Linked DNA regions of Mus musculus: region 1 is linked to region 2. A link is a loop called in an ENCODE intact Hi-C map of the cell type or tissue named here. Cell type or tissue: heart. All regions are shown on one strand. Links, peaks and the distances in the headings refer to the core of each region. The heading gives the core; the rest is flanking DNA.

Evidence for each region. A loop is a pair of places that touch in the nucleus more often than their neighbours do. Peaks named below come from ENCODE experiments on the same cell type or tissue, not always from the same donor. Only the 100,000 strongest peaks of a DNase experiment are listed, where the experiment ranks them.
Region 1: it touches region 2 in a loop (2.0-fold over the local background); 2 of 42 quality-filtered maps call a loop at or near these places.

What each region holds. Positions count from the first base shown.
Region 1 is chr3:116,119,955-116,135,367 of GRCm38, reverse strand. Vcam1 (vascular cell adhesion molecule 1) reads left to right here and starts at 5,680. Exons shown (of 9, transcript NM_011693.3): 1 at 5,680-6,064; 2 at 6,560-6,835; 3 at 9,093-9,413; 4 at 10,719-10,985; 5 at 14,295-14,570. The coding sequence starts at 6,001. 5330425B07Rik (a long non-coding RNA gene) reads right to left here and starts at 428. Exons shown (of 5, transcript XR_375974.2): 1 at 324-428. In heart, for the core only: a CTCF peak has its summit at 3,134 (motif pointing right); a DNase peak (open chromatin) is centred at 5,907; H3K4me3 peaks cover 3,971 bases; H3K27ac peaks cover 4,122 bases.
Region 2 is chr3:116,185,768-116,201,180 of GRCm38, reverse strand. It overlaps Gm31651 (a long non-coding RNA gene), which reads right to left and starts at 2,984. Exons shown (of 4, transcript XR_375977.2): 1 at 2,816-2,984; 2 at 675-802. In heart, for the core only: no CTCF peak of the experiment used is centred there; DNase peaks (open chromatin) are centred at 6,330, 9,800 and 10,240.

The DNA of each region.
Region 1 (15,413 bases), core at 2,565-10,564, 66 kb after region 2:
ATCACACTGTTTTCATCTAGAAAACCCTCAGCCATTGGCTAATCCAATCTGTCCCCATGCTGAGTCTATATTGCTGTAGCCAAACCCACTAGGGTGAAGCCAACCAGTCTTTCAGATGCATGGCCACTTAGCAAATTATGTCAAACCAGCCACCAGTTCCCCTCATGACTACTTTGACATGGAGCCGTGCTAGGTTATGCAGGTTGACCTTGAATTTGCTCCTGTCTTCTGTGTACTGATATTACAGGTGAAAACCATAGTTTACAATCCTACTTTTTAAAACAGATTACAAAAATAATCCAGGAAAATAGTTACCAACTCACCACTCTTGGATTCCAGGATTATTTCTACTTGTGCTTACTCTGCCTTTGTGCCTCAGTGATGTCCTATTGCTGGTCCATTGCTCTTTGCCTTTCTTTGTTTCTGTCCCCTAGAATATAAACTTCAAGGGAGAGGGATGTCTGTCAATACTTTGCTCTTGAGCACTAGGCCCAGTAGTTGTTACAGAAGAGTTAACTTAGAAAATAGTCATTTTGTCTCCAACCATAGCATAGAGAAGAATAGACATACATGATCATGAGGTCAAATAGAAATACTAGTACATGCATAGTAAAGTAAGAGCCTGCTGCCAATGGCTGAGAGTCTGTCTAAAGCACAGAAGGCAACAAGTGACATAAAGATATGAGTTGATGTTAGCGCCTTCCCACTCCAGTGCTGGCTATTGAACCCAGGATCTTGTGCATGCAAGGTGGACACTCTAGCACTGAACAATTCTCAACTAGGATTTTTATGAAAAGATTTTCCACAAAGAACACACAACTTTCTTTTTTATTTATTTATTTTTTATTTTTATTTTTTATTGGATTTTTTCTGTATTTACATTTCAAATGTTATCCCCTTTCCAGGTCTCCCCCCTCCAAAACCCCCTCCCCCCTCTCCCTGCTTCTATGAGGGTGTTCCTCCACCCACCCATCCACTCCCACCTCCCAACACTCAGTTCCCCTAAAGTGGGGCATCTATTGAGCCTTCATAGGACCAAGGACCTCTCCTCCCATTGATGTATGGCAAGGCCATCTTCTACAACGTATGCAGTTGGAGCCATGTGTACTCCTTTGTTTATGTCTTAGTCCCTGGGAGCTCTTGGGGGACTGGTTGGTTGATATTGTTGTTCTTCCTGAACACACAACTTTCAAGAGAATCTCTGTTTCATTGCCTGTGGACATAAATCCTGAGACATTTGGGGCAGGAGACCACTATTCGTAGGCTACTCATTGGTCTAGAACTCATCATGACAAAACAGAGTGGTTTGGGGACACTGGATCTGGATCCCCTTTTGCTCTGCAGATGAGAAAACTTTGCCCTTGGGATTGAAGAACCTCACCTCCTATTACTCTTCCATCTACAGACAGAGAGAACAATTCTGCTCCCTCTTTTCTGACTACTTTTTTCTTTGTGTACCCTAAAAATGCTAAAATGGTTTTAGCATTTGCTGCTGAGCTGCAGTTCTTTAAATATCCATTAGGTTCCTAAAAGAAACCTTTAGTGCTGTCTAAGAAAGATTCAAACTATAATCAATTATTTGTAAAAGCTATCATATTTTCAGGGGAGATTTCCAAAGGCATTATACCTTGGGGAAATACACTTGTGAGATAGTTGAATAGCAGAAAAATACAATTTCTTACTTCTTTCATGTGATAAACTCTGACCCCCTACTTGCAGGAGCCATTTTTAAGTGGATACAGCACGCATGGTTTACAGTGATTCCCCTACTCCCACTACCTTAGTTGTTCATTTTCACTTGCTTCCTCATTCTTGTCAACTGCGAGCTCGTGCCACGCCTTCTCCAAGTCTCCTCTCAGTAATGTAAACACGTGTTTTTACAATCATTTAGAATGGGCAAAGACCTGACTATTTTCTTAAATCCTCACTGTGAGAAAGGGAATTTATTTGGAGTCAGATTGAATGATTGAGGAAGTGTATAGAGCTCTCATCAAAAGAACTCCCACCTGGATCCACTGGAAGCAGCTACTAGATTATGGGAGCAGGGATGTTTGCAAGCTCAGGGACTTCACTAATTTTCATTCTAAGCTTCAATAAGGGCCAAGTGGAGTTCTACACTTAGATTCACTGTGTTAAGTCCTAGGGTGTTCCCATACTGTCTGCTCGTTCCTTTTGTTTGTGGGTAACTACAGACGATTTGGATTGCTCATTGTATGTTCTTATGGTATTAACATACAAAACAGTAGCTCTAAGGTGGTACTAGGAAGTTATTATTCATCAGTTGAGAAATGGGCACAGTCTTGGGTCATTATGACTACCCTAGTCTAACTGTCAAATCTCATGGTGGCATTAATGCTTGAAGGAAAGGTGAAACCCTTCTGCAGACATCAAGGTGGCTTGGTCGAATAGAGTGTACCACGTAGAAATCCCTGGGGAAGGAAAACTGGTTTTAAAACGCAATTCTTGTTTCTTATTGCCAGGATCACTCACTGTCTGATATTTCGCAAACAACCGAACTTCTGAGTTTCCTGATCTTGTGAATATAAAGATAACACCCCCCCTCCCTTTTCTCCCAGCTCAAAAGCAGTGACCAAAATGCACTTTGGTTGAAGATTAGGTAAAGAATTTTAAAACTGTGAAATGTTACTAGAAAAAGAAAAAAAAGTCTAGAATTACTGCCCCAGAAGAAATATCTTATTTATTTTATATCACTTTATAGACACCTGAAACAGATCTAACATCAAGCCAGGTAAAAGTAGAGATGAGCATGAATGCCTTCTAAGGGCCAGAAGGTAAAAGCTGTTGAAACAGGGAGAGTACAATCAGTTCAAGGCAATCTGGTGTGTGTGTGCGTGTGCATGTGTGTGCATGTTTTGTTTTTATAAAAACTCACAGAAGGGGGTTAGTAGAAACCTTAGAGGTCATCCCAAGGAGACAGAACTAGGCAAGCACATCTCTGTTTACTCGAATTGCTATACACAAACACATGGCACACCCAGAGCACCAATGAAAAAATTCAAATACTCCTAAGTGAACTTACAAAGTGGAGAGGAGAATTAAAAAACAAAAAACAAAACAAAAAAAAAAAAACGATTTATTTTGTTTATGAGTACATTGTAGCTGTCTTCAGACACACCAGAAGAGGGCATCAGATCTCCATTACGTATGGTTGTGAGCCACCATGTGGTTGCTAGGAATTGAACTCAGGACCTCTGGAAGAGCAGTCAGTGCTCTTAACCACTGAGCCATCTCTCCTTCCTGAGACTTTTTTTTTAATACTGAAAACCTTTCTGTTGTGTAACAAAACATCCTCTTTGTGAAAATTCAATCAATATACATAGTATGTGTGTATTTTATTGAATATATATATATTTTTTTTTCTTACTCTCAGTGATATTAGTAAGGTTTTCCTCAAAATCCCCAAAAGTCACAATGACTTTATGACACCAACTGTCTTAGCACGATTCTCTCTACAGTTTAACTTTAGAAAATCTTAAACTTAGATCACTGAGAGAAATTATTTTCCTTGACTTGCAGACAAACCAATGGTCCCTTGATTATGATCTGTGGAAATCTTTCATTGATATCATGACAGTCTTTTTCATTCTCAAAATGTTGTCCTTGCCAGTGTTTCCGTATTGCTAGAGCGCCACAGTGCCTATACAGCAGTCCCCCCCCCCCAAAAAAAAAACACTCTGTGAGTTCCACTGAATTAGAAACAGGTAGAATGCTAATTGCCTGCCTAACTTGGCATCCATTTCTGCCCTGCTTTACCGACAGAATCTTGATTGACATGGGGCATTGGCCTTTTCAGTGAGACATCAGTGAAAGCCCCCACACCCCCCCCCAACTTCTTGGGAAGCTCCTTCAAAGAAGGCAGGCTCCATGCCTTTGAGTCCTTTCCCTTTACTTTTTGTATTTTACATCTGAGACACAGACGTGATGTTTGGTGAAGGAACGGCCATAGGAAAATCATGATGATTAACCATATAAGGACTGCAGAATTAGGACTGGCTTAATCTTGGTCCTCAGTATTTGCTTCAAAAACAACTGATCCAACTTCAAACTTCAGGCTCTTGGGTCTCTAATGAAGCTGCTATAAAAGATCTACATAGCCACGGAGAGTTCTTTAGCTATATGTTAGAGTAGTGGTTCTTAAACGAGGAAGGATTTGACCTTGTGGAATCCACCAAATAGTTTTTTTTTTCACTTCCTCTGTTGTATGTACTATTCTCCTTTCCTGATAGGAATTATTTCTCCACTCACTTGGGTGAGAACTGATACCAAATAAGATGAGTCTGCATGATCCAAGTAGTTATTTATTTTTAAGTGTCAAAGACATGGATTAACATTTTCTTACATGCCTTTGATCTATGGAGAAGGTGAGAATCAGTAGGGGGTAGTCTATACTCTCCTTTTATGACATGACATTGTTGAGGTCCTCTAGATGACATGGCAGCTAATGTCATCGATCCCTGGATATGTCGTCATAGCCCTAAAATATATCCCTCAACTTCCCTTTTATACTTGCCTCTCAGTGGGAGCCACATGTATTCTCAAGAGGGAATTCAGAAGTCTCTCCTGCCAGGTTGGAGCAGTTGGCGACTGTGGGTCTCACTGATAGCCTTTGTCCAATGACATGATACTGTTAATTTTACATGTGCCCAGATGTCTGGGAACTATACCTTTCTTGTGGAATTATTTTTTTCTCTCACGTGGCACTTATGAACTACATTCAGTATTTTGAACGTTTCTCTTCTAGATTTTAAACATCTAGAAGATGCTGCAGGTTTTATAGTCGTTATATATAAAACCATTATATATATATATATATATATATATATATATATATATATATATATATATATGGAATAGAAACAACTATGAATAAGAACTAGTCCTGGCCATGCAGGGAACTGATAATGCCATGTGGGAGGTAAACCCACATGTGTATAATACAAGGAAGTGGCTATTCCGGTTTCTTTCTGATGGGCAAGCATTTTGCAAGGACATGGGCTATGCATGTGTAAGACCTACAGAGGCATTTAAGACACTTAATTGAGTCTTTCAAAAAGTCATTTCACTGGGAGTAGAAAATAATAATAAAAAAATGGTTGTCAATTCATCTCCTAAAGCTAATCTGTTTACATATTCAATTGGACTTGTGGCTAAATAATGCAGCCAAAGAAATCCACCACAAAAATTTAGCAGACAGATCCCATTTTTTAGCGTTCAAGTCTGCAAAAGACTTCCTGTCATCCAGCAATGGGTCAAAGGGCTGGGGCATTGTCAAACAAAAGAAAAGATAATTCCCTTCATTCTGCATCAACGTCCTTTCATTTACTACTTCAGAAAGTTATTTCAGGGAGGTTTTTTTTTTGTCAAAAATTCACTTATGAATAAAAGAGTATAAAAATAAGAACTACTGACTCACATTCTAAAAGAGTGACTCATGATAATGGGTCAATAAAAACAAATAAAGGATATTTTCCTTTTTTTGTTGAAAGAGAACAATTTTTATTTTTTAAATTGCAAATGCATTTCTTAATGAAGAAAAGTCAGTGGTTATTTACTGAGTGATCTCTGTCTTTGCTGTCACACACACACACACACACACACACACACACACACACACACTGTTGGCAGTTTCATTTTGCAATCATCTTTTCAGGAGAGATAGCCCTTTCGGAGCTGAAGGTCAGGAAAAGCCAGAGATTTATATACTTGGAAGTGTCGTGTTTCCCAGGACTCAGAATGACTTCAGCCCAGAAAGCAGCTGAAGGGGTTAACGTGGGGACTTGGCTGGCTGTCAGTTAAACTTTTTCCCTGGCTCTGGGTTTCCCCTTGAAGGGATTTCCCTCCGCCTCTCTAGCAAGACCCTTTATAAAGAGCAGACTTTCTATTTCACTCACACCAGCCCGGCTGGCTTTGGAGGCTGAACACTTTTCCCAGACACTTTTCACGTGGGGCACAAAGAAGGCTTTGAAGCAGAGACTTGAAATGCCTGTGAAGATGGTCGCGGTCTTGGGAGCCTCAACGGTACTTTGGATACTGTTTGCAGTCTGTAAGTTCCTGACCTATTTCACACATCTACAGCTTCTGGTGTACTACAGAGCTTTGCTATAAGAGCCAGTATTCTGACAGAGCTGGGGACGGATTTTCTTTCCACTGTCAAATGAGTAATTTGGATTATATCGGTAGTGGGTCTATCTCTTTAGTTTCCTGTATTCGACAATGAAATCAAGCTTAGAAAGTGACAAAAAAAAAAAAAAAAAAAAAAAAAAAAACTTTGTGCAATGGGCTTCAAAGTCAGAACTGAGCATTCTTCTTCGCGGTGACGATTCCAGCACCTTCCTCAAGAGCAACTTCAGGGCTTTGGGTCTGTCTTGTGCTATTAGTCTGAGACAGTTTAAAAAGTAGATCATCCCAGCTGTGCTTTGGACACTGTATTGCTGCGCAAGAGAAAAAGGACACAGTATGGGGCAGACCATGGTAAACTTGTTCTCTCTCTCTCTCTCTCTCTCTCTCTCTCTCTCTCTCTCTCTCTCTCTCTTTTCAGCTCAAGCTTTTAAAATCGAGATCTCCCCTGAATACAAAACGATTGCTCAAATCGGTGACTCCATGGCCCTCACTTGCAGCACTACGGGCTGCGAGTCACCATTGTTCTCATGGAGAACCCAGATAGACAGCCCACTAAACGCGAAGGTGAGGACGGAGGGGTCCAAGTCCGTTCTGACCATGGAGCCTGTCAGTTTTGAGAATGAACACTCTTACCTGTGCACAGCAACATGTGGCTCTGGGAAGCTGGAACGAAGTATCCACGTGGACATCTACTGTAAGTGAAGGAAGGAGCTTTTGCTTTCTCTTGATTTTGTTTGAAAAAAAATTAACGATATATTAAACAGAGACTTTTAAAGAGTATCTAGATTTTTAGCTAGCAAATGCACAATTTCAATAAAGCCAGAGAAAGAAGAAGCTAGTTAAGAACAGGAAACTAAATTTTAACCCCTGTGTCCTTGTTTGCCAAAAAAATGGTGCCCATGTAAAAGAGACTCACACCTTCTTGGCTCCAGTTCTTAGCGCAGTGTGAACCTCCCCCTGGTTCTATTAGTTAGTTTTTTCCCCTCTAATCTTCCATTTGGGGGTATTTCTACACGTTCATGTATTAATGTATCCAAAGGATTGATGAGTTCCTTCTTTCTGGGATCTGCTTGTAGGCTCGGGAACTCTGAGAGTATGCAAACCTTCTGCATAGACATAATTAAAACATCTATTAACATTTCAGTCATTTGATGCAGATAAATTTGGGAGGTTTTGTTGTTGCTGCCAGAGAGCTTTGCTTTTATATCTCAGAGAGTTTTTGTTTAATAAGTTAGATCTGTCTCAGGCATATGTGCAGGTACCCATATTACCCTAGCCTACCCAAAATGCATCCTACTATCATCCTCAAATCGGCAAATGAAACTACCAAGGAGAGGTGGGGGGAAATGGGCCCTATAGGAATCATTTTTCTTTGGTTACTGATGGTGTTGCTTTCCAAAAAGAAGAAAGAGAGAGAGAGAGAGAGAGAGAGAGAGAGAGAGAGAGAGAGAGAGAGAGAGAGAGAGAGAGAGAGAGAGAGAGAGAGAGAAAGAAAGAAAGAAAGAAAGAAAGAAAGAAAGAAAGAAAGAAAGAAATGAGACTCCCATAAGGCATTTCTTCATGAGCATCTTGTTTGATTCATCTTTTAATCACCTTGGTACCTTCCTACTGTGCTCCAGCCCAACTTTGCCAATGAACCTTAATTGAAATTTCAGCAAGCCCCTCCTGAAGCTGGGCTTCCCAAGCAGCTGAGCCTGGACGGCTGCTTTCAATTATGCTGGCTCTGCATGCATAGTTTATGTCTAGGCAGCCTTCTGAGCTCCTTGGAAGGTCCTGTTATATAAATACCAGGAAAGAGTAGCGAGTTCTTATATTACCTGTCATTAAACTGTGTGGATTCTAGGCACATTTCCTGAAGAGTGTGATGGACATAAATAATCAGAGGGGAAATTTAAAATACTATGTTTTTAGATAATAAAGCATTTCTAGCTCCTTCACCCTGTGCTCACACGTTCTATTCAGTTGGAGAGTTAAAAAAGAGAAGTGAGGAGCTTTCTGGATTCAATTATATTCTCTGCTCTCGCCCCACAACCCCCTGCAAGAATGCTTGTTTCTTGTTGATTTTAACAGTTCAGTCTCCATTCCATGTTTGATTGTAATATTCTGTGGAGCTGGGACACCAATGAGCTCCCATCAGGACAGATGTAATAAGAAGGATTAAACCTTGTGTACATGTGTGGAGTGGGCAGGGCAGGCGTGTGTTCTGTTGCCCTGCTGGGTTCAGTAAAATGCAGATTAGAACACTGAGTCAGGCTTTTAGGGGAATAGGCCCAGTCTGGGGAGATTGCATAGGAATGTCTTTCTGGTGGACGAGTTCTTGCCAGAGGTCTCATTTTCAGAAGCCAGCCCATTAAGAGTCATTCTCCTTCTTCTGAAGGCAACCTTACATAGTAACACTTCTTTGTGATATCGCTCTGAGCCCTCCTGGGCTTCTCAAATGGAATGTGGAACTGTATCTGCACTAAGAGTAGAGAATGGGGTGTGAGGCGTCACTGGAATCTCAGTGCAGAGTGAGTGACAGAAAGCGTGAGCTTTGTTCCCAGCCTCACCATGGACTGGCTGCGTGACCAAGGCTGGTTCTGCAGTCACACTACAGCCAAGCTTCCGTATCTGTGAAATGTGGTCTCCATCATCCAAGGTCATAGTTAGAAGAGAGCAAACTTCTTTATGTTACATATATAGATCAGTTTTAATATATATTAGGCTTTCCCTTTTCTTTTCTTTAACAACACATACTCTTTAACAGTCACAGAATTAAAATTGAAATGGCCTCTAAAAAGTGCTTCCTGTGTTCGCCACAAACCATGACTAGCTACTTAAACCAATTAGCTTTGCTGAATTAAGCCTAGTATTAACAAAAACATTTGTTAGGATCCCCGTTGTGTTGAAACAGTCAGAGGTGTTCTCAACAGAAGCCAAAAGCCTACTTGTGCATTTGTTTGGCTTTACAGCTTTCCCCAAGGATCCAGAGATTCAATTCAGTGGCCCCCTGGAGGTTGGGAAGCCGGTCACGGTCAAGTGTTTGGCTCCAGACATTTACCCAGTTTACAGGCTGGAGATTGATCTGTTCAAGGGTGACCAGCTCATGAACAGACAGGAGTTTTCTTCAGAAGAGATGACAAAGTCTCTAGAAACCAAGAGTTTGGAAGTAACCTTTACTCCCGTCATTGAGGATATTGGAAAAGCTCTTGTTTGCCGAGCTAAATTACACATTGACCAAATTGATTCTACACTCAAAGAAAGGGAGACTGTCAAAGAACTACAAGTCTACAGTAAGTACTTGCTCAGTGATCTCTGGTCTGTGGGAGTTTGGTCTTGGACATGCATTATGTTATTTATTGTTACAATAAATGTTAACGAGTAGATTAACAAGAAATATGTTTTACTGCATTATTTATCCAGGATATGATATTAAAAGAACAGGACACCGGATTTTAGGTTTAGAGCACTTGAGTGTCATCTCCCCTTGTTAGCTGAGAGACTTTAGGGTTGTTTAATTCCTCTATTTTCCTGACTATCCAGGAGGAATCATTATAACACTGACTTCTGCTTTAACAAGAGGGAATAGGCTCAAATGATACAATGTTTTATAACATTTTATAATAAGCCTTGAAACATTGATTTCTCAGATTAAACAATAAAAAAATGATTTCTTATTCTCTCTCTCTCTCTCTCTCTCTCTCTCTCTCTGTGTGTGTGTGTGTGTGTGTGAGTGTGTGTGTGTGTGTGTGTACGTACAAGAGGATGCTCACATGCAGTAAGTGGGAAGGTGTAGAGTTTGTCTTCTGGCTCCTAGCTCCTCCTGTGGTAGATGTGAAGCTCCTGTCTGTTCCTATACTGGACTATGTCGCATGGAACTCATTGTACTTTGTTAAAACTGAAATGCTGTGTTCCACTCAGAGCCCTATATTCAAAAGAGTTGATGTCAACTACAATCTTATTTACCCAAAGCACAATTAGATAGAAGACGCTTTCAACAACCTTTTGAGAAAACAATCAAGATGGAAGATATTTCTCCTCACAGAATACAGCACGTTGAGAGCATAGTTAAGTCACTGAAAGTCAGTTGTGTGATAAAAGATTATTACTCATTTATCTGGAAGAACAGAATGCTAGACTATGACCACCATATTCCAAGAAAATTTCAGTTAAATAAGAGAATTTTTCAATAATTAATGACAATAAAAGCCAATTGGTTGGGCCTGGGTAGATTGTCTCCCTCCGTAAAGTGCTGAAGCTGACCTGGATGGCAAATATTCCTCTATAGGATTTCAGTTGTTAAGAGGCTGAAACACAAAAGGGATTTCCTTAACTTCCCTTAATTTTAAGGGCTTCTTTTAATTTCTACCTATCTGGGGCTCCCTGAAAATATTAAAGATCAAAAACTGTAATTTACTGGTTAGAAAGTAGCCAGTCTAATTTCGTAATGACTCGGTGATTCTTAACTCCAACTTGGCAGAGCAGTTTTGCCAAATCTGTGGAGGCACAAGAATACAGTCTACAAGAGAATGACATCATCCCCATTGGATGGAGATGGTTCTTTATGATAATGGCTCTTCCTATGCTCTGCCTTTCAGTCTCTCCCAGGAATACAACGATCTCTGTACATCCCTCCACAAGGCTTCAAGAGGGTGGTGCTGTGACAATGACCTGTTCCAGCGAGGGTCTACCAGCTCCTGAGATTTTCTGGGGCAGGAAGTTAGATAATGAAGTTCTCCAGCTTCTCTCAGGAAATGCCACCCTCACCTTAATTGCTATGAGGATGGAAGACTCTGGAGTCTATGTGTGTGAAGGAGTTAATCTGATTGGGAGAGACAAAGCAGAAGTGGAATTAGTTGTTCAAGGTGAGTAGAAGGTGAAGAGGTGCCATTGTTGGGGATTGAGCCATAGCAGCTCAATGCCAATGGTGACATGCCTTCTGTAGCTTTGCATGATGGCGCATCTGAAAGTCATGTGCTTCAGCACACAGCACACAGATGTACATATCCTCCTCATCTGTCCTGGGATTTCTTTCTCCAGCACCTCCACACTTGTCCTTTACTAGCTCTTGTCATTTTGCTGTTGTTTTATTTCATGGCGTGGTCTGCCTCTCCTGCCCTGTGGATACTGGCATTCTCATGTTACTTCACCTGCTCTTCTCATTGCACATACTCAGGAATTCCACTGCCACATACTTGTTTTGACTGAATATATGCTCCTGTTCAAAATTACTTAATCTTGACCACTCTGCTTCAAGATGATTTCCTATGACCTAACTTCCTTTCCAACCAACCGTCTTACCGTTACCTAAGTCTATAATTTTTCATTTGGGATTTTGCAAGATTTTCTTAAACAACAACCATCCTCAAACATCAGCTGTATTTCTGGCATTTTATATAAGCTATCTACAGCCTCTAAGAAATAACTAAGGGGCATTTTCTATCCATTTTACAGATGGGAGAATGAAGTCTCAGATTACTAATGGCCATCAATTGACTGTACACCTAATGTTTGCCAAGAGTTTCTACTTCATATGTTATCTCTGTCTTTATCTTGCTCTGTGAGGAAGCTGAAAAACTCAGACGCAATATAATTCATCATTTGCATGGGGTCAAATGGTTCTTTCTTTCATTTATATGCTGTTCTTAATTTAAAATCCTATGCCTTTTCAATTGTAGCTAATTTTCTCTATTTTTAAAAATTATTGACCAATCAAAACTGCATGCATACATTGGGTATGGTGTGATATGTGGTATATTTATACAATGTGGAATGAATAAATCAAAGTATATACTTCAGTAAGAGCACAAAAAAAAGTATGCCTTTGAATTTGTCCATTAACTACAAGGTTCCTAAACTCAGAAACTCAGGAACTCTCTGTGTTTGCATTTGTGCCTTTGAATGGATTTATGGCTGGCTAGTATAGTACCTGACACACAGTAAGTGTTTAGTAAATATTTGCCGAATGAAAACATGAACTGTAAATATGGAGAACACATTCTTTTCTAACCTATGAAAACATGGATTTTAAGTTTAAATGGTTAAGAAAGTAGAATTCAAACACCATCAGTTACTTAATTCAGGTGGGTGGCTGCTGTTCTCAAATGATCAGAGAAGATACTAGAAAGCTGAATGTGTGGAAAGCTTGCTGTCTGTCCTGAGGTGGTTGCATTCTGAAATGATTGGCCCTGTTTCAAATGGGGGAAAAATTCATTCTGGGCACAGGAAGGGGTGGTATCATGTGAGCTATCAACCTTACATGCTGAAGTTAGAAGGGCATTTCAGCGACTTTCAAGAGCTTCTGTCCAGTAGCTTCAAGCATACACAGTGGTAGATGCCAGTCTCTTTACAGACAGGAAGTGAATCTCCTACTAAGTTCCCTGTTCTCACAGTAGCATAGGCGGAACTTGGACAACTTAGCCACTGTGTTGAATAATATCTTTGAAAATATAATAGCATATTAATGTATTTGGAGATAATTTGAGGACATCTTCTTTGGAAAAATGCTACAATACCGCAATTATGCAAACTAAAATGAGAACGGCAACTTTTCCTGGTACAGAAAAGAACCTTGCAAACTGGAGAATTGTATGCTGAGATTTCTGCCTGTCTACAGCTTGCTAGAACACTCTAGTGACGTTCTTTGGGGATTCATTTGTCACTTGCAGAGTTGTCTAGCCACTCCCAGGAATTCAGAGGAACAACAACAAACTTTAGAATTCTTTCTCTCAAAATATGTCATTTCATCCGAGTCTGAGTGTCTGGAAGCTAGAGAACACTTTGGACACTTGAATGTTAGTCCTGATCACTCAGCTTTCAACCCTGAATGACTATAAAGTATTTTGATAATGCATCAAACATATTTGATGTCACCTTAATGTCATCTTTATTTTGTCTACAGTATGATTCTGTATGATTGTCAAAGATACTACTTTATATTGAACCCTCAATATATAGATACATGTGAATAGTTCTTTTTTCTCATTAATTACTTTATTTTTTCACTTTCCATCCCAATCGCAGACCACCACACTCTTCTCTGTCACCCTCACATAGCTCCTCCCTGCATCTTCCTTCCCTTCTCTTCTGATAAGGAAGAGACCCCTGGGTACCAACCCACACTGGCACATCAAGTCACTGCAAGACTGAGCACATCTTCTCCCTCTGAAGCCAGACAAGTCACCCCAGTCAGGGGAATAAGTTCCACAGGCAGGCAACAGAGTCAGGGCTAGCCCCTGCTCCAGTTGTTGGGGGACCCAAATGAATACCAAGCTGCATATCTGCTACATATGTGTGGGGGGCCTAGGTCCAGCCTTTGTATGTTCTTTGGTTGATGGTTGTGCGGAGTATGTACTCACTTATCCGTAAATATTAGCCATAAAGTACAGGATACCCATACTACAATCCACAGGCCCAATGAAGCTAAATAACAAGGAGGATTCATGGGAGAATGCTTGATAATTAGAGGACATTTTAGTGTAGTTTCCCTGTAACTCTTTTAGATTTCATTTTACCTCTGTGCGAGGATGACTTGATTTAGTTTTCTAGAAACAGAAAAGGTTGGATCTCGAGTCAGACCTATCTCACATCAAGTTTCAGTTCTTCCACTTGCAAATTTAGTTTAAGCCATTTAGTATTTCTGAGTCTAAATGTCTTAAAGAAGAGATAGGATGAGGAGATGGAGGAACAGAATGGGAAAACACATTCTCCTGTGAGCAGAAGAATGGGAAAGTAGAAAAGAAACAATAGTCCCAGCTAACAAATTGTTCTGGGAATTGAGTGAGATAATGCACGCATATGAGACTGAATTGCGGTATTTGACACACAGAAACCCTGGGATGATTTGAGGTCTTGCACCATCATAGTGACTTGATGGACTGTGTAGAGCAGAGGGTGGGTTATCTCCCTGAAAAGATGCCAACCACATTCTTTACAAATTGCTATCTACACTTGTTCTGATAGCCTGATTCAACAGAACAGCATGGGTTTAACTCTTAAAAGATGTGGTCTTCCTCCTAATGGCTCCAAGATGGAAAGGAGTTATTTCTTCTTGGCACAGAGAGTAGCTGAAGAGAGATCAAGAAAGATAAACATTGAATATGGGGATATGACACAATAGGAAAAGAATCTTATCCGTAAGTCATGCGGTCCTTTCTCCTTTTCTTCTCCTCCAGAGAAACCATTTATTGTTGACATCTCCCCCGGATCTCAGGTGGCTGCACAAGTTGGGGATTCGGTTGTTCTGACGTGTGCTGCTATTGGCTGTGACTCCCCTTCTTTTTCTTGGAGAACCCAGACAGACAGTCCCCTCAATGGGGTGGTAAGGAATGAGGGGGCCAAATCCACGCTTGTGTTGAGCTCTGTGGGTTTTGAGGATGAACACTCTTACCTGTGCGCTGTGACCTGTCTGCAAAGGACACTGGAAAAGAGAACCCAGGTGGAGGTCTACTGTAAGTGCTTGTGGAAACTGGTGACTCTACGATTATTTCTGTTTCCTCTAGCTTTTTTTTTTTTTTTTTTTTTTTTTTTTTTGGGAAAGAAAAAGAATGTGGATCTGTAATGATATCCATTTATGTAGAGAGAGATTTGGCATTGTAAATCATCCTTAGATCTCTGAATGTGGTTTGATGCAATACAGTTGGCCCAGCTCTTCAGTATATATGACATATGTTTATGGCATGCACACAGTGCGTGACTGGTCCCACTCTCTGCCTCATGCAAGTGCTTGACCTTGCTCCGTGCTTTGCTTCTCTCCCCTTCCACACCTACATTGGGTATATGGAGGTAGCCAGTGAGAGCGGTGAGAGCGGCCGAGGAGCTGTGCCCATTCAGAAAATTAGAAGGGGAGGGGTGACTGCCTCAGCTATTCAAATTGTGAGTGAGGCCCAGGTCTGCCTTTTTTACTTCATTTCATTTTTTTTTTTTTTTGAGATGGTACAGATGGAATCAAAGACTCTGCGCATGCGTGGCAAGTGCTCTGCGCTAGAGCTATATCCCCAGGCTGCTAGCCTGAGTTTTTGTTTGTTTGTTTGTTTGTTTGTTGTTTTTTATTTTTATTACCACTCAAAATCTTCATTTCTCCTTCATTTTTGGAAGATAGCTTTACTGTGTACAGTATTTATTATTTTTTAATAGAATGGAAAATAATGGGCAATTGTGCTTTCTTACTATTCTCCCTCATCTGTGTCTTATCCCTTCTCCTTCCACCCACTGTCCCCTTTCTCTCCCCAACTAGTTATGCTTCTTTTTATTGTATGCATATAATACTATATATTACTATATATAAAAGAGTC
Region 2 (15,413 bases), core at 2,871-10,870:
AGCAACCACTCATATCACAGGAAGCCAGGATTCCAGGATGCCAGGTGGGATCTGGGTTTTGGTGTTCGCCTTCAAATGGGGAGGAGTAGGTTGGGGTTCTATGGGTATGGACCAATGGATAGTCAGAAATTTGGTAGGTTCTGATTGACTTCCATCCACACCTGTGTTTGTAAACCCCTTTCCTGGTCCAGCCTTTTTCTATTTAGACCTAGCTGTTCTTTCTCTTTTTTTCTCAAGTTCCTTTCAGCCAGATCATACCCAGATGGGGCTCCACACAAGTGGCAGATAACTTACTGTGGATTTAAGCCATTTCTTCTAAAAAGTGCATTCATATCCTGCTTCATCTTTAAAGGTAAAACTTTCCTTGGTGACAGGCATGCTTCTGGCACATTGGAGATAGGAGGCCTTGAGGCCTGGCTTGCAACACTGGCTACGGATGCCTCTGGACTGAGCTACTGATTCGAATGCTCCCCATAGGAGAGGAGAAGCCATGGGGTTGCACAGCTGTGGAAGATTCAAGGGGCTCCACTGGTCTTCCTCATGCTCCATGAAGTATCAGTGAGACCAAGGGCAGGACAGGCCGTTTTGTGTCAATGGCCTGACTTCCTTTTGAACTCCAGTTCTTTCTTGCTAGTTGGGCAGATGCTGTAACCTCAGAGCGTCAGATACTTTACCTGTAAAATGCAGATAATAATAGCTGCCACCTCCTAGGACCGTTGCTATGAAGGTTCAATGAAATGCTCAGAGCTCGGGGTGGCACCTCGTTCTTTGCCAAGTGCTCAAGCCAGCGATCAGCTGTTACCTTAAAAAGAAAAAGCAAAGTGAGATCACGCTTGCTACTATTTTCCATTGAGCTTGAACAAACATTGCCTTGTTTCCACGGAGAGAGGTGCACAGGTGGGGGGGGGGGGGAGGTGAGTGCTTCAGAGAGCTCTGATGACTGTATCATGCAGCTGCAGACACTGATGCAGCTCAGGCAACCGCAGAGACGCTGAGAGTGACACCTCTCCTACTCCTTCAGGCTTAATGCGGAAATAATGACACGGGTGACAGGTTTTCATTTCTCCCCCAACTTTCCTGCCTATATCGTTAATCTAGAGCTTCTCTCTGTGCTGTGCCTGATGAAGAAACCAGGAGTCTAACAAGGGGTTGGGAATTTGTGTTAAAAATCTTACATCTGAGAGTACTGTGTTAACAGAGGCCTCCAGGGGTCTGAACCCTTTGTCAGAAAGACATAAATAAAATCGTACCTTATATTAAGACTATTAAGGAGTGAGAGTCCAGGCCAAGTTATTAGAGCATGCACGATGTTTAAACAAATTCAAATAGGAAAATGAAACCAGCAGATAAAAAGAAGACAGTTGTCTGCAACAGTTATCAAATATCAAGTGAGCTATTTTACAGGGATGGAACTCTGCTCCCTTCTTCTCTGTCTTGGGGCAGGATCTGCTGAAGCATAGGCTAGACTCACACACATTATGCAGCCGAGAATGACCTTAAGTCTCAGACCAGCCTGCCTCTCCCTCCTATTGTGTGCCACAGTGCTCTTGTTCATGCTTTGCTGACGATCAAATCCTGGGCTTATTACATGCTAGTCAAACACTCTTCCAACGGAGCGACCTCTCCAGCCCCTTAAAAAATAGAATTTAAGGTGATTTGGAAGTGGCATTACCAGAGGGAAGGGTTGAGTTAATTTTGTTCTTTAAACTTTTTAGATGATTTCTGGTCTATTTATCATGTGTGTCCACACATGCGCACATACAAACATGGGTACGTGACATGGCATATGTATGGCAATCAGAGGGCAATGTATGGAGTCAGCTCTCTCCTTCCATCATGTGCATTCTGGAGCCTGAACTCAGGTCATCAAGTTTAGTGGCAAGCACTGAGCCACCTTGACAGCTTTGACCTTACCTCATTTTTAAGGTGAAATGTACTGTTATACTGAGAGTGTGATAGTTATGCCTCTGCTGCCCTACCTGTAATAGTTAAAAAGAAATAAATAACACTAACCATATGCTATTCTAAACCTACTTACAAATAGTTTGAAGGTTTTAAATCCACTGAGCTACAATTTTATTTTTAATTTACTGTTTACCATGTGAACAGCACATACATGTTTTAGTCCCCATAATAACGAAGTAAAACTAATGTTTGATCCTATAAATTTGATAATCTCCATATTAACAAAAGATACCATTGGGCTTCCAGTAGGAAAAATTCACAATAGTCCACTTTGTTGGATTCTTATATGTTCACCTCTTGCCTCTGCTTCCAGAGAACTGGGATTACAAACCGCAGCACCACACCAAACTTGTCATTTTATTTATAAACTAATACAACCCATCAAGAAGCCTTATCATCTCTACTTCCAACATAAATGCAGAACCTGTCCATTGCCCCCTGAAGCCACTCTCACTGCCTCTGTCCCTGGCAGTACCCTGCACACTGAAGACACTCTGCTTTGGCTGCTGAGACAGTTTTCTCTCACCTCCTGATTTCCAGTAGTCGCTGAAGTCAATTACAAATGGAGAGGCCAGTTTGGCCTTTCTGCCTGCTTTAGTTTCATTCAGTTGCTGTGACAAACACCATGAGCAAAGCCACAGAGGAGAGGAGAGGAGAGGAGAGGAGAGGAGAGGAGAGGAGAGGAGAGGAGAGGAGAGGAGAGGAGAGGAGAGGAGAAGAGTTTTTGATTTATTCTTCCAGGTTTACTCCATCATTGAGGGAATTCAGGGCAGGAACTCAAGCAGGGACTTGAAGGCCTGTCTGATAGCTATTCCACACAGCGTTACCTCTGACCAGGGAATACACTCACAGCCAAGGAAGTGCAGCAGAAATTATGGAGGAACATTCTTTGCTGCCTTTCAGCTAGTTTTCTTTTGAAGTCCAGGACCAACTGCCAGTAACAGTGCTGGCTTTGAGATGATGCTGGCCGTGGTGGGCTGGGTCCTTCTGCATCAGTTAAGAATCAGGACAACCCCCCACAGATTACATTCAATTGCACATCTCCCCTCAGAACCCTAGGGGAGTTCTAGTGTCAAGTTGTTACAGCTAAGCAGACCAGAACCACCTTCGACATTTCATTATGAAAATCTTCAAGCTCAAAGTAGTTGAAACACTTGTATGGAGAACATTAACACACCTCTTGAGTAATGTTTAACTTTGGCTCGTCTTACCTTCCTGTCCAGCCATTTGGCCCCATATTTAGTCATCCCTCAGCCTCAACTTTAGTACACTTTAAAGAAATTACAGGCACTGGTGCTCTCTTTTTAAGCACTACAACATTCACAGTTATTAACTGCACCCCGAATTTGTGTACTCTTCCTTCTAATGAAAGTTTTAGCCATATGTTTCTGTTTGTTATTGGATTTTTGGCTAAGATGGAGTATCGTTTATACTTGTTAACTTTTGGCACCTGTGTGACGCCAGCCCTTAATAAGAACATACTGCCATCTCTAACCAGTTCCCTTCTGCCTCCCGGTGCTTCTCAACCTTCCTCACGCTGTGACATTTAGTACAGTTCCTCGGGTGTGGCGATCCCCCAACCATAACAATATTTCATTGCTACTTCATAACCATAATTTTGTTACTGTGGTAAATTGTAATATAAACATTTGATATGCAAGATATCTGACACTCAACCCCTTTGAGGGTTGCAGCCTACAGGTTGAGAACCACTGCCCTAGACAAGCCTCAACTTCATTCCCACCATAAAGCATTCTATTTTTTTTTCTAGCCTAAAATAGTTTCTCCTGTCATAGAATATCATAAATCCAACCATACAAACTATAGTCATCCATAGCCAGTAAAATTCTTCTTCTTTTTTTTTTAATTGCTGAGTAATAGTCTGTTATGTTTACTCATTTATTGGTGGATAAGAAGACCTTTCCATTTGTGGTTATTATGACAACAGTTTACATGACTATTTGGTGTGTGTGCATATGTGTGTATGTATGTGTTCTCTGCATATATATGTGTTTGCATGCAAGTGTGCATGCCCCTGTGTATTCAGAGGCTAGAAAATGTCTGGGCTCCTTATCTATTGTTCTCCACTTTATACTTTTAAGTGGAGACTCTCACTGAACGTGGAGATCACCGTCTTTCACTTAGTTTAGCAGTCAGCAAGCTCCACTGCTCCCTCTGTATCAGCTTGCCCTGCAGTGTCTGAGTTGTAGCTATATCTGGTTTTTTATGTGGCCTAGGATCTGAGCTCACAGACTTCTGCTAGTGCTGCAAGCACTCTGATCCACTGATAGCTCACCATCTCCCAGTGTGGAGATTAGGAACACATACCTTCATTTTGGGGGGGTAAATGCCTGGGAGGAGAATCGCTGGGTTGATGCATGCTTAGTTTTGAAAGAGAGAGAAAATCATGCCATTCTCTTGTTTACATCTCTCCAGTGACTCTACTGTAAGAAATACAAACTCAAACAGAGCACAAGCCAAGAAGGACCAAGCTTCCTTGACTCTCACAGCTCACTCCTGTACCAAGCACATCACTTCCCCCACCTGTCTGCTCCTCTCCAGTCTCTTCCTTAATGAACCAAACGTGCTCCCTACTTGCTCCCACCCTTGCTGCTATCCCAGCCAAGGTCATGGTCCTTTCAACTCCATGTACACACTCACTCGTTCTCATGTGTCAGCCTGCGTGCTACCTCTGTGCAGGACAGCAACGAGTAGTGAGAAAGCAAATGGCAGAGCCTCTCTGCCCACCTGCACATGCAAGCAATCTGAGAAATAAAGCCCCTTCCCTGGGCAGCTCAATACGTAAGGCCTTCTTCAGCTCTCTGTCTGATGGTTCTCTTTGCCCTGTCTTTCTTAGATACTAGTCACCGCCCTATCATTTTCGGCTTTGCTTTTCCTGCTCCTTAAGCCTCTCCCTACCAAGGTCACACATGACCAGTTGATTGTTAAATCCAGTGGAAATACTTTTCATGCTCTACACAACTGTCTTTCCAGAACATTTGCCACAGTGGACTGTTTCCTTTGATTGAAATTTGGCTGGTCTGAGTGTACTTGTCATGGTTATTTCTGTATCTGCAGCCCCACATCCGCGCTCTCCATCATTCCGTTGCCTTTGGGTGCTGGTGTGCATGGGTCTCTCTTCATCTTACTTTTGTTGTATCCCATACTTTGTTTCTGGCATATTTCTTTTATGTAAATAGTGTTTGACACTCTTTACACTATAAGCCATTATTTACCTATCAGTTGTTCTTCAGTTAGGCTCCCAATCTGAATGTGGTCTGAGTCTCTCTAATTAAATAATTAGACTGGGTTAGACTTCAGAAATGGGCCATAATGAGCTATCCCTCCCTGTCGCCCTGCTGTATGGTTGAACTTGTCAAATCTGTGCTGACTCTCTCATGTATGGTTAACCAGTAGAATTCTGAAGATGTTGACTCTGTGACGAGTCCCTTGCAGCTTCTGCCTGGGTCTCTTTAGTGGACACTATTTCTTATAGCTCACGTATCTTGCTATGAGAAGCTCAAGCCGTGAGGAGAAATTTGTGTAGAAAGAGAAGCTCAGCCGAGCTTCTACTCAGTGGCACTGATAGCCATCTGTGTGGGTAAGCCATCCTGGATATCCAGGTCCAAGAGACCGCAGATGACATTTGACAGAAACTATAGAAGAGACTCTAATCAAGACTCACAAAGCTTGCCGTGGTCAATTCAAGAACTCTTAAAAAAACAGCTTATTCTTTCAACTCACTAAAATTTTGAAGTGGTTTATTGTACAACAATGGGTAAGGGAAGCATGAGATTCCAATAATATTCCCAAAATAGAACAAAGTGCTTTTCTAAATGAAATAGAGCAGTGAAGAAAGCATCTCCAGTATGGGGATGCATGCACTGGGGAACAGAGAATGAGGAGGCCAGAATCCCACGGACAACACTTCTGCCAAAGATGCTCAGCTGAGGGAGAGGCTAGTCATTTTTAGTTTCTTTCCTTCCCAAATGTTTGTGAGTTGTAGAGATAGTAGTGAAAATAAATCTTAAGCCCGCTGTCATATTGAGTGTCACTAAAGGAGGTGACACTCACCTGGGGCTGGCGGTGTCATGTGAAATTCCTTGGGAAATTTTGAGGCTCTAATCAAGCCAAAAGAACAAAGCAAACAAGCTGCCTTCCCCATCCAGGAAATAGCTCTGGTCTGGCTACAGTTCATGCCAAAGAAATTGGCTTACGGAGTGTACCCTGGAATTGTCTGGCTTATGACTCAGAGAACTCAATGGACAAGACAAAAGTTGAACTATAGTCCTGTTACTCAGAAAAGATGGCAGCAGTCCACTTACTAAAGACTAGGCATCATGTGTGACCAGTAGACAAATGTTTGTTTCCAACAGCTGTGCCCAGATGTTGGAGTTGAAGCTTACACTGCAGGCTCCGAGCCAGTAGGACTGGGCCCCCATGGGCCACGTCAGCTCTGAGTCCTCATAAGTGACAATAGGATCTCCTTTACAACTTTACAGGAGGAATTAGCCCTTTGTAAATGTTACATAGGATACAAATGTTTCTGCCTTGGAAGGAGTCCCACATATAAAACCTGAAGTAATATGTTTTATTATTAGATATATGGGAATGTGTTCACTCAATTTCTCAATGAATATTTTTGAGTGATTTCTCAATGAATATTTTTGAGTGACTTTTGTGTATCAGGTTCACCAATGGGATGAGAACTTTATATACATGCACACACATACATACATCTGGACACACACACACACACACACACACCCCATTCACTACACTGGACAAATATTTCAGACAGACTTCTTAGACTGTTCAAACTTAAATGTTGATACGACACTTCTTAACCCGTGGGAACTCATATAAGATCAAGTAACACAACCTGAGGATAGATATGAAAATTTTGGCAACGATAAAATTATCCTGATCGTGTAATGACCTAAAATAATTAAGCATCAAATGTGCAAGAAGGCCAGTGGGTTTCTGGTAGAGCTTGTCCATGTTGCATTGTTGGGCTTTACTGAAGTCTTTAGCAAACGCATGAACTTTGCAGTGAGCACGCCATCACTCTGTGCATCAGGACAAAGAATGCCTGACACACCGCAGCTACTGAGTGCTCTGCACTGCAGTTTTTTTTACTGGACACAGAGCTTTCTGCTCTTATGGAAATGCAATGGCTTAATTATAATAAAAAAACTTTTAGTATTTCCTACCATGGTTCTTCAGCATGTATCAAATTAGTATATCTTTGGATTGTATTATGTTAGATAAACATATCTGTGCAAATTTGTTTCTATCTTTAATAGTCAGTAAATGAATATCAAGGAATTGTTTTAAAATTAATCTGCTTATAACTTATAGTCTGTAAATTATTTATATACCTATTTTATCCACTTATTTGGCCAGCGTCATGTGAGACTTTCTTGGGTAGGAAGGGTTGTGAGTGTAAAAGTTTAAGAATTGCGGGACTTTGAGATGAGATGTAAGGAACTTAAAGAGAGCTGCAAATACAATCCCCAAGACACACAATCATTAAATTCCTTCTCTACCAAAGATCGGAACAAAGTCTGTGGAAAGGTCAGGAAATGTATTGCAGACATATAACAGTAGAAACAAGAGCCAAATAACCAGCAATATTTAATTCTCAATGAATGAATTATCTTTCAAAATGAGCCAAGTAGCTGCAATTTCCAATTAAATCTCTGCTTTGAAGTCTCCTTCCTGAAGGTTATCAAATAGATTTCAGTTTTGCTTTCTAAATCTAGTTTTGCTCTGTTAAACTTAAAAAAAAAAAAAAACCAAACTTTTTGTTATCCAAGCAGAGCTCTGCACTCTGGCTCATTGGTTTCTTCCCCGAGATGTGCTCATCCAGGAAGGATTGATTCTCCAACTTGAAGGCTGTAGATTTTGCAATGTGTCAGCTTAATCATTGCTGTGATTAAGAGACTCCGTAATCGTGGTAACTCATATCAAGAAAAGCATTTAATTGAGGCTTGGTTATGGTTTCTGAGTATTAGTCCATTGTCATTGTGACAGGGAGCATGGCAGTAGATATGGCAAGTTTGGTATGCTCTGGATAGGTAGTTGAGAGTTATATCCTGATACACACACACACACACACACACACATACACACACACACACACACACAGAGAGAGAGAGAGAGAGAGACAGAGACAGAGACAGAGACAGACAGAGAGAGAGGGGGGAAGGGAGAGGGAGAGAGAGAGAGAGAGAGAGAGAGAGAGAGAGAGAGAGAGAGAGAGACAGACTCACTCAGGGCCTGGTGTGGGCTTTTGAAACCTCAAAGACCACTCCCAGTGACATACTTATTCTAACGAGGCCAAATCTACTTCAACAGAGACATACCTACTCCAACAAGACCACACCTTCTAATCCTTCTAATTCTTTCAAGTAGTTTCACGTCTTGGTAATCAAACATTCAAATATATTCTGTTATGGGGGTCACTCCTATTCAATCCACCACACATCATAGCACGCACTCCCCAGAATCTCAAGGATGAAGATGACTCATGGCAGGTGAGCGAACTCTAAGCAGAGAGTACAGAAGTCTAGCCTGTAGTAGATGTTCTTCAGTTCCTTCGTATGTTAAAAGAGGATGCCTTTCCATACTGCTCTGAGAACAGCATGCCACTGGTCGCCACACCTCCTCCTCCACTCGGTGGTCATTCCACAGAAGGCCCTGTGTACCTGTGTTCCTTGCAGTTGCAGCTCATACTGTCTGCTTCAGTTGCTATCCATCCTCTCTGAAGTGGATTGTTTGGCTTTACTTGTCTAGTTTGTTATTTTGCAATGACTCTGTTTTTAGCTTAACATTTAAACTAATTGTTCACTTTGATCAAAAATTGACAGTTACTCAACTTGGACATTGTAAATGATGAATAGGAAATATTGAAGTTAAAAGCCAGAGCTTGAGTAAAGATACAAAGTTTGTGCTTTGTAGCCTGGGCTACATAGCAAGACCCTTTCCAGACAAAGAAAATAAGTTTACTCAGACTAAATGGAGGTAGCATTCATTAAGAAAGAAAGGTCATCCTTGTTCAGGTGTAAAATTGGGACCCAGTTAATACATTGGAAAAGCAAATAGTATCTATTAAAATAATATGATGCTATTAAATATCATGGAGTTTCTACATTTCAACAGAAACTTTGTTTAGATATAAAGGATCAGAGAATATGACATAGCCCTGTCTTCTGAGTTTTTTCAGGTGGAAAGACAGTGCATATCCTCTAAAGAAAAGTAACACTCTATACAGAAATCTAAAGGCCATAGAGCTAACTAATGACTGACAGGTGAGGAATACTGATTCTCAGCTAGGAAGAGCAGAGCTGGGCTCTGGCCTGGGGCTTGTCAAGATTGTAGCTTGAAGCTTTCAACTCTTGGGGCTTTCTACTTTTCAGACGTAAAATGGAGACTGTAATCTCTGCCCAGCATTCCTATCAGGTTAGTATAGAACTGGAATGGGGTAGGATCGACAGAAACGTGGCATAAATAATAACACACACACATTAGTCCTCCATGTGATCATTTTCCTTCCTCTGTCTCATCATGGAGGGAGATCACACACATTACGTTTTTTCCCTTTCTGTTTGAGCTTATGAAATAATTGACGTTTCTAGCCTTGTGAGTCAATTGCATGTGCAGAACTTAATCTTATGAAGCCAGAGAAAGACATCTGGGCTCCTCAGTATGAGGAATCCAGCACCTCATTACGAGGATAACATTGTTAGAGGAAGACATCCTCCGAGGCTGGATCTGCTTCAGACAAGAGTTTCTGTTTCCTCCGTTGACAGTGGAGCAGCTGCCTTTTCCTTATCGAACATCCTTTCAGCAGATGTTTATATGTTGCATCCAAGGCCTTGATGCCACTGGGAAGGGCAAGATGGAGAAGGGTGGGGCTCTCAGGTCTCACCTCTCACTTTGCTGATTACTTCTTAGCACTGAAACGTCACTTATCTTTTGCCCTTTACTTTCCTCCTTGCAAACCCCAAAGCAACACACAACGAGTCTTATGCTTTTAAGTATTGAAATGCAGAATGAAAGTGAAAAGAGTATAAAAATCTCTTTATAGGGGGCAGTGGTTGCTAGTCCTCAGCGTTCTCAGATTGTGAGGAAGGAGGAGGTCAAACTAAGTACAAGAGAATCTGAAGCTTGAGTGGGTTTCTGGCTTGGTTGGTTTTTCTCCCTCCAACTAGTGAACAAAGAGAGAAACTGGGCAACATAAGACAGCTGGTTTCCAGTGTGGGCTCTCCTCGGGGGCAGTTATGGGAGCTTAGCCAGGAAAGAATCTGGGCCAGTAATTAGAATTTCACAACTTTGTCATGGCCTGAAGGAATATTTTCTAGCTGATGGAGATGTCCCATTTGCTTAACATGCCCAGACCTGGAGAATGGCTGTGCAATGCTGAAGGTCTTGGCACTTTTCTTCCTTCCAATTGTCCATAATTTTATTTTGTTGCTGTTGTACACATGGCCTCTTGGATTACTGTGAGACACAATAAACATAGAGAACACAACATTCAACAAGCAAATCAAGTAAATGGAATTTATTGAAGACATATTCAAAGCAAGAGCCGGAATGAACTCAGTGAGAATCCTTAGGGAGAGAACACATACTGGCTGCATTCTGTATCCACTAGAGTGACTTTCACATGAACACAACTTGTGACAGCTTGCCAGGTGGCTCTCCTATAACTGAAAACTATGGCATACAATTTCTATGTCAATAAGTCAGACAATGACCATGTTTAAACTGTGGAGGGCATGAAGTTAATCTCCTCTTGGATTCTATCTAGACTTATCAGGCTTGGCCTGTTCAATTTATTTATTTATTTATTTATTTATTTATTTATTTATTTATTTATTTATTTTAAAAGAATCGTCTCTATTTAGGAGGGGAAGGGGCACTCAGAAGCACTGATACTGGGGCTATCATCAGAAGATGTTACTAGAGCATGGGTCACTTGGACTGAGCTAGAAGCAGATGAGGTTTCGAAAGCTGCTTGCTTACTTAAGAAATCCCTGCAGGTATATTCTGAAGTGAAGGGCCTCAGTTTCACAGTCTGTCATCGTAAAAGTTGTCCAAGTGAGAGCAGGATATGTGTTTTACAGAGAAAAACAACTTTGGGAATCTGTACACTTGTATAGAGTCTCTGAATTTCAGAGTTGCCGATCATGTAACCAGGTAGACTACTTTGTTCTGTTGCTCAGTCTAGATGAGGGGAAAGGCCGGGCAAGAGTTCACCCCGGCCTTCCCATCCTCTGGTGCTCAGATCTTTCCTGTCTGTAATATTTAGCATATGACTAAGCTACTTAAGTAAATCCTGAGTTTATGATTTATGGACCCAGGAAGAGGGCGTTTGACACTCAAATCACCCTAGAGATATGTATCAGAGCTAAAGAGGGAAATTTGTTCTCTATAAACTCTGGTCCAGGTTATTAAAGGTGGTTGTTTTGAGAAGACTTGTACACAGTCCACTGGCCTGTGGACTGAGTTCTCTTGGTCCTAGTGAACTCTAAAGAACAGGTCTTGAATGCTCAGCTGGATGGCTGGTTCCCATTGAGGGTAAAACTGAAAATAGGAAGCCCTTGGCTGCTGACTGTGAAATAAACTTGCTTAAGTTGCCTGCCAAGGGCAGTTAGTCATATGAAAATCCACATGACTAACCAGAAATGATTAAGGCGTTGAAGGTGCCAGCGTCAATGGGTAGGATTGCTTTCACCATGGGATCAAGTTAAAGTGAATGCCCACTCACAAGTTCATAAGCCCTACTGTAGTTCATCCTGGATCATTTTGCCTCCACTGATGTGGCCCATCAAATGATTTTATTAAGACAGACATATCAAATAATATTGACTGGCTGCTCTTTATATTTGCTTTTTAAACACATTGCTCAGGCCTTCTATTTGTGAGGCATAGCAAAAAGAACAATAACATTGCTTTCTTCAAACTTCTGACTCTAGTGTCTGGTTTTGTTTCCTGACACTGACTAGATCTTTGGTTATAATTCCTCACAATAGCTTCATGATACGGTGCTTTGGTAATAAGGAACACATATAACTTCTGCTCAAATTTATTGATCAAAGCTAGCCACATAGCCACCTGTTGTGAAGGGCGATAGGTCCAATCTTTCTGTGAGGAAGGAAGGCAGTAAATATTTGAAAATAAGAAAACCATTACATCTTAGAAAAAGGTCTCATTTTTACCAGATTGAAATATTGTTGATACATATGAATTTTTAGTCATGTGATTCAAGTAACTTGCTATGAAGGTAAGAGGAATAAGGGCCATCTTCAACTGGGCTTTGACATACCAGGCTTAAGAGAATACATATTCTTTACATTGGGAATTTAAGAATAATATTTTGCAAGAAGCAACTGAGGAAAATATGAATGGAAACATTTTAAGTTGAGTGAGAAGATCAAAGAGCGTGAAAGTCCATTTTGGTGGAGGATGAGGCTCCACAGCAAGTGATACTGTAGCCCTGTATACGCTAAACTAAGGAGATTAGCATCTAAGCAGCAGGCAAACAACTGGAGGTTTTGGAAGTGTGTTGAAGACTGGATCAGAGAGATGCTTGAGACATTTGTGGGTCTTCTTAGAGCGTCAAAGAGGGATGTAGTAAAATGAGAACTCGGGATGTGACAAGTGTGACCAAGACAGAGCAAACACTGCCAAGCTATGAAAGGAACCAATGTTGGCTGAAAACAGGTTGGTGTGGGGAGGAAATATGAAGAGAGGAAGATATGGAAAGAGTAGAAAATAGTGGCATCTGGTAGTAAAGAATACAATAAAAACAAAGTGAGTGAAAGTAATAAAGTATAAAGGCGCCAGGACCACTCCATTTTGTGGCAGGTCTCAACAGCTCTATGATGACAAGGCAACAAATAGATCCAAGTGGTCTGGAGGAAGCCCATCCCAGAGAGAATGGTGAGAGCTTCAACTATGATAAACTAGGCATGTTTTAAGAGGCGCAGGAAGTCACTGTGGTGGGAGTAAGAGGTGTGGAGAACAGTAGGCATCAAGTTGGAGAGATCATGTGGAATCTTAAATTATTTGATCCTCAGCGTTGGGAAATCATTTCTAAAGATATATTTTCTTTATATCTATTTCTGTGTGTGGGGATGTGTCTATCACATGTGTGAAGATGCCTTCAGAGGCTGCCTGATGTAGGTGCTAGGGACCACATCTTGGTTCTCTGCAAAAGTTGCAGCTACACTTAACCACTGAGCAATCTCTTTTGCTGTCCTGGGTGAGTTCTGAGCAGAATTTGTGTTTCAAGAATTGCCGTGGCTGCTCTGCAGAAATGGACCATGGAAAGAATCTTTGGTTAGCCTAAACCAGTGACCAGTGAGGGGGCTGTCACAGTAATGCAGGCAAGAGAAGACAAGTGTTTAAGTGCAATGATAGCATCAGAGATGAAGTATTCTATTTATGGCTCTAATATTTTTTGCCAGTAGCTATATTTCACATATACACTTTTCTATTCAATTGAACACTTTACACTGCACAGCTAAATGACTTTAGCGTCATGGTAGATTGCAACATAAGATAGAGAAGGGTGAGAACCATGATGTTACTTGGATTGTGGGTTAAGGAGCAGTTGCTGTGCTGTAGAGCATCAGGAAGCAACATACCTATAACACAGGATTAGAAGATGATCTACAAGCAAACGTAAAAATGACATTCTGATTTATAATCTATATTTGCCTATTCTTTTCCCAACAAAATAAGCAGATCAAAGATCTAGTTACTCAAGTCTGGATACAGTCAGGAAGACTAACCATGAAGACTTATTAGATAGTCATTAAGCAAGTTGTGTCTTTAGGGAGCTTTGATAGTTCAAGCACTTGCTGCTGGATTGCTCTCTTAGCCATGACAGAAAATAAAATTCTCCTGGAAGCCAAGTAATATATCGCCATGCAGTAGATCTTCTCTGAGAAGCCAAAGAGCCCACCAAAAATACCGAACGTCCTCTGTTAGCATCCTCTCGAAGAACAAGAACAAGCACACATCAGTCATGCATCCCTGTTGCTTAGTAAATCACTGATATGTGAAATTGGGTAATCTCCACTGGGATTCCCCATCATTAATTCTGTAATCCTGAAGCAATGTGCCAGATGCACTTATATATAAATCATGTAATATGTAGTATAAATTTACAAACACACTGGGGATATATATACAGACACACATCTAGTATACCCAAGTTTAACACTAGTAATCCACATTCATTACTGAACTCCAGATAAGTATGAAGAAAAGTCAACAGGCTGAATGTAGAGAGGTAAACACTGATTGCCTCGGAGTTTGGGGATCTGGATTGTTGCCTTATTTGGGGACCCATTTGTCTCAGCTCTATACTGTAATTTTAACAATGACTTGTGGCTTAGAGCCCTTTACTGTTGTCTCTTTTAGTGTTGGGAGTTGACTGAGCCCTTTTACCTAGGGTCTTCATGCATTTGTAATCATATATAGCTATGTGAGGATTCTTATCTGACACTTAGTTTCCTTGCACTTGGTTATTCTTTCTAGCAAAGTGACTCACATCTCTGACATAGCATCAAAGGCTCCAGGAAGGAGGAAGTCCAAGTCCTCACAAAAATAAAGTCTGGACCTGACACAGTCTCACCATTGCCACTATCTATTGGTTGAAGCAGATAGCTAAGATTCTCCTGTATAGGGATGTGGAATCAGGCAGAAGGAAAGAAGTTGATCCTAACCATTTGATAAGTGAGCTACACTCAGTCAGCAGGTTAGCATTCTCAACTCACACAGGAATAATCAATCATTTTTACTAAAAGGTTATTGTAAAAAAATAATTCTATGATTATGCAGTAGAATGGCCACTACAAAATAAACAGGAAATCCTAACTATTGATGGGAGTAATTGGAAACTTTTATGCTAACGTTGGAAACATGAATAGTAAATTTACTGTGGAAAACAGTTTAGCAGGCTCCAGATTAAATAAAAAAATTACCCCATCATTTGACAATTCCATTATATAACATATATCACAAGTTGAAATTTGGTTCGGAAAGAGGGATTTTGACACACAGGTGTTCACAGAAGTACCAGTCATGATAGCTAAATCACATAGGCAATTTTGTGTCCATTGATGGGTAAAGGAATATGCAAAATGGTATTTATAATTAGATATCACTCAGCAATAACAAAGAAGGACATTCTAGCATAGGAAACATGGATAAACCTTGAGGACATTATGGTAAGTGAAATAAGACAGTCACAAAAAGACAAATACGGTGTGACTCCCCTTTGGAAGTGCCAGAGAGAGCTCAGATTCATAGGGACAGAAAGAATGACAGTGGCCCCAGATAGGAAGGAAGAGAAGAGAAGTTATTGTTTAGTTCATATAGAGTTGCAGGGGAAAAATTCTATAGATGAATGCTGGTGATGGTTGTACAAC